Linked DNA regions of Homo sapiens: region 1 is linked to region 2. The links are chromatin loops, found by intact Hi-C in ENCODE. Cell type or tissue: endothelial cell of umbilical vein. All regions are shown on one strand.

Evidence for each region. Peaks named below come from ENCODE experiments on the same cell type or tissue, not always from the same donor. Only the 100,000 strongest peaks of a DNase experiment are listed, where the experiment ranks them.
Region 1: a loop joins it to region 2, with 6 times the contacts of the local background. A loop is called at or near these places in 7 of 110 quality-filtered maps.

What each region holds. Positions count from the first base shown.
Region 1 is chr9:100,085,954-100,088,453 of GRCh38, forward strand. The region is part of intron 1 of ERP44 (endoplasmic reticulum protein 44); the gene reads right to left. Among named protein-coding and RNA genes, the nearest start is that of ERP44, 12 kb to the right of the region's middle. In endothelial cell of umbilical vein, no CTCF peak of the experiment used is centred here; a DNase peak (open chromatin) is centred at 1,398; H3K27ac peaks cover 726 bases.
Region 2 is chr9:100,586,466-100,588,965 of GRCh38, forward strand. CAVIN4 (caveolae associated protein 4) reads left to right here. Exons shown (of 2, transcript NM_001018116.2): 2 at 1-1,924. Among named protein-coding and RNA genes, the nearest start is that of CAVIN4, 9.6 kb to the left of the region's middle. In endothelial cell of umbilical vein, no CTCF peak of the experiment used is centred here; a DNase peak (open chromatin) is centred at 1,076; H3K27ac peaks cover 1,388 bases.

The sequences.
Region 1 (2,500 bases), 500 kb before region 2:
TTTCAGTAATGAGAAATCTGCAGTATAATCTACTCTTTCCTTACTAAATTCAACTAGAGAAAGATTATATTTTTCTAAAGATTTGTCATCATTTTCCATATACCTAGTCAATTACAACAGTCAGAGATAATCTTTTTTGAATGATTTTGAATGTTCAAGGTAATAGAAACGATGTTTTTCTATGTAGTGCAAATGATACCTTTCAAACAGCAGGGCATAACGCATGTTTCCTCACTTTCATTTATACCACTTACAGGAATTTATTTGCTTTTGTATTAAAAGCTGAAATGCATATCAAGTTAGATTTTTATTTCTATCAATCATAATTATAGTTGTCACTATTTTGATAAGGCTATGTCATAACTTACCAAAGGAAAGAGACAAGTTAACAAATACTTTAAGAAACCACTAATATCTAGACTTGACTTTTAAAATTAAAAGCCTCACCCATTTACTCATTTCAGAGAGTCAAAAGATAACAATCACAGAAGGATGGTCAGCACAAGCACTATCCTTTTCTAAGGTGCTTTCTCCATTTCACAACGACTCCATTCACTTAACAACATTTCCTTCTCTACTATTACTTTACAAACAAGTATCTCCTACATGCCAGACATCATACAATGTCCTTTACATACATTATATCTCAATCTCACAATCTTGCAGAATTATTATTCCCACTTTTAGAAAAACTGATATTCAAAAAGATAAAGAAATTTGCCTACTATCACAACAGCTAAAAAGAGAGGGAGCTAGGAATGAAGCAGGTCTTTCCAGCTTCAAAGTCACTCTACCTTCTAGTACTCTCAGTTACCCCAGAAATCCAGACCATAGAACTACTTCCATAATTGATCAACTCTCCCTGAAAGGGAAATACATTGCACACCTAGCCTTCTGGGGAAAGAATCCACACAACAAACACATGTTTGAAGCATCCACAAATATTTTAATCTAACAGTATCTTCTATCAACAGTTTACAAACATGTATATTATCTCTTTAAATCATCATAGCAACTCTGAACGTGAAGTAGGAATTACATTATCCCTATTTTATAAATAAAAAAAAAAACTTTGCAGTCTCTGGCATACAGTAAAAGGGAGAATATTTATTAAATGAATAAGATTCAAATAAGCTAAGTGACGTGTCCAAATTAATGGCAGAACAGAATTCAAACCCTAATCTCCTTTAATTCTAAAACCAATGGACTATACGACAAAACACAACTCCCTCCATAAGCTTTTTTCAAAATAATATAACAAATTTATGTATAACACTAATTAAAATACAGTTATAAAACAGAGCTAAGCTGATAACTTATTCACTTAACAGTCACATTTTTAAGCTGTTTTTGTTGGCATAATGACAATGTAATTATTAGGATAAGAAGACCACAGACCACAAAGGCCGGAAGCTGGTCAAGTGAACTCATTACATCAGTGCACACAATTTTAATACCATTGGACAGACAACTTGAAAGTTTCAAAAAAAGGGTATCTATTTAGTCATTCATTCATTCACTCAGTCCCTCATCTTAACATTTATTGAACACCTATTATGTGGCAAAAACCAGGAGAGTTTAGTTTCTTATAATGCACTACAGACACATTCAGTCTCATTAGCTGCCCCAGAACTAAGCAGGAGAGGTCTTTATCTCTATCTGATATGTGAGAAAATGGAAACTCAGAAAGGTTAAATAACTTTTTGAAGTTACATGGTCAAGCTAGGAGTTATTTCCAAGTGGTAGAATACATCTAAGCATGTGGTATCTTTTCTTTCTATATTTCTATGAACCAGAAGTCTACCACTCTACATCAGGATTAAACAAAAAGAGCCCAATCTTATATTGTTCAAAATATACACATTACTATTAAAAATCCATACGCATATGCACAGAATAAAACCGAAAGGAAATACACTAAAATGTTATCAGTGGTTAGTGTACGCATTTTTTTCTTCATTATGCTTTTCTGTACCATGAAAGTGTTATCACTTTCGGGAATCAAAAAACACGTCAGGAAATCTTTTGGTTTAACATTTTAAGTTACTACAACAGTATTTTTCACACTGCAAGTTGGGACCCCTCCTGTAACAGAGAATCAAAACAACAAAGGCTACTCCCAACAGAGGCAAATGGGGCAAGGCTGAAGAGATCAATAATATCAGCCACCCAGTTAGGAAGTTCTTCCCTACTGAGTCAGATCAGCAATTTTTAAAAAATAAAATAAAGCACAGAATAGAAAAAGAAAAACAATTATCAGTAAACAACATACATAGTAAGGGCAAGTACACTTTTGCAAAATATGTTTTAACTAAATGACTTCATCTTCTAATATGCTGTATCTTATTCACTATATGACAATCACGCTGCTCTCCTTGCTATTTCTTGAATATGCCTGGGACACTCCCACATTAGGGGCTTTGCACTGACTAACGGCCCTGCCTGGAAGGCTCTTCTTCCAGGAAATCCAAATGACTAACTCCCTCACTTGCTTCAAGGC
Region 2 (2,500 bases):
TATCCTAAATATGAATCTCCTAATCATGCAGTTTTAGTTTGAATAGTGTAGTCGTCTACATTTCTGTGCCATGTAGGAAAACATAAATGTATTTTTTTTCTTATATTTAAAATCTTGAAGATAATATAAATATTATTATCACTCTTTCTCATGGCAGCTGTGGATTTTTTAGTTCCTTTCTCTTGTCCACCAGAAAAATAGTTTCCTAGGTTGGGCCAGTTACGTGTTTGGTAAGGGCAACTTTGCGGCCGTCATTTGCAGGAGAACTCTAAATATTGGTTAGGATTAATATTGTGGCCAGCCTCAAAGGGGAATAACTCATGTGTGGGTTATATCGTCCAGATGTTCAGATCAACAGATTTGTTAGTAAATTAGCAGTCACACCCCTTTTTTGATGCTTTCACATTAAAAAATTGAAGTTTTGGACTTGAGCATTTGGCTCTAGTATCATAGCTTTACTTATAAGAAAACCCTGGGCAAGTCATCTGCTTATTCTCATCAGTAAAAATGGAGAGGGTTGGCCTCTGCTGCCTGCCTCAGAGGACTGTTGTGATGATCAAAGGAAATGGTACACATTCTGGGGGAACAAGAAGCACACCCAGAGAAAACAAGCCTCATCAGTTCCTCCAAAACAGAATGGAAAGAGTTACACCTTCTGAAAAAGCCCTCAGCACCAATCAATAAGGTCCTAGGTTGGAGAGAAACTAAAGCTGGTCTTCAGAAGCCTTTTCACAGAATCAAGAGTGAAAAATAAGTAAATGTTTGGGTGACCACTTTTTCATCAGACTAACTATATCTTGGGTTTTAGTTGGGTCTCAAAATGTTCCCCAGCCAGACCCTTTCTAATTTCCTTTTGATTAAGATCTTTGGTGGACTATAGCACTAAATTTGTTTAAGCAGTATGAGGCATAAAATTGTGACTATGTTTCTAAAGTCGGCCCTGATGCATTGGGTTTGGAAATGACCACAAATATTCCTGTTTTCCTGAGTGTACCCTTCAGGGTCCAGCTGTCCAAAACAGTGTTGATAGGAGTTCATCATAGCTGCTTTGGGAGGAAGCCAGATTCTCCTTATCTTTTAGCTTTAGATCGTGGAATCCAGGAAGTAGAACAATGTCTATTGTTGCTAAAGAAAGAAAGAAATGGGCCGGGTGTGGTGGCTCACGGGGAGTAATCCCAGCACTTTGCGAGGCCGAGGTGGGTGAATCACCTGAGGTCAGAAGTTCACGACCAGCCTGACCAACATGGCGAAACCCTGACTCTACTGAAAATACAAAAATTAGCTGGGCATGGTGGCATGCGCCTGTCCCAGCTACTCAGGAGGCTGAGACAGGAGAATTGCCTGAACCCAGGAGGCGGAGGTTGCAGTGAGCCGAGATTGTGCCACTGCACTCAAGCCTGGGCAAAAGAGCCAGACTCTGTTTCAAAAAAAAAGAAAAAAAGAAAAGAAAGAAATGGTAGTACTGATTCTGTACTTGAAGGATGTTTAATGTAGCATGGTGTTGTAATAGAGAAGAAATGATGAAATTGTTGAATTTGAAGAGTTGGGACAACGATCAGCTATCCCACTTTTTTTCTCACTTTCAGATCAGTTTTTGGATAATCATATGGTAGTTAAAATAATAAGTGTACACATATACACACAGGCATACATAAATCGGCTTTAAAATATTTGACTCAGTTACTCAGATGTTTGGGTTTGGGAGTCTGATTCAGCATCATTTCCTCTTCACCTTGCATGAATACATGAAATCATAATATCGTTCATGTTGTTACCTTTTTATATTGAAAACTAAAGTGTATACAACATTGGATAACACTTTCAAATGAATAATTTTAAAATGTTTTTATGACATTTTGGAAAGATCTTGGGTGCCTAATCACATATTTTCTTAAGAACCATAATAAATTTGAATTTAAGAAAATGTTATTACAACATTTGATGTTTGTGTCCTATAAATATTTTTACTAATAATGCAAACAGTGAATGTAAAGAAGTTACAAGCTTTTTCTTTTTTCTAGCCCTATGCAGAATAAATATCAGTTGACCTGAAATATTTTTCTGCAAACATTACTGTCATGGAATTTTTGTAAAGTCAGTTTGCTTACTGATTCATATATAACCAGACTTGACATTTTATGGAACATTTCACATATAGCTGTATTTGAATTTTGATGAGGAAGGAGTTATAACCTGGTCAGCTCTTCATCATGGTAGACTTTGTGCAACCCCAAAACACTAAACAGTTTCATGTCCCTGGAGGTTTATTGTAACCTTGTACTGCTTTCTTGGTACTAGGATTTTCCCTCCATGTTGCTCTGTTTCTCTACATTTCTTCCCATATTTGGGACATTCCAAATGCTACATTCATAATTTATTATTCCTTTAACTTAATTTTCTTGGTATAAAAATAATGGGCTGCAAAGTCACACGTCCCGTTTGACATCAGGAATATTCTAGTCAGTGTTTGTATTTTTAAAGTTTCAGATAACAGGGACAA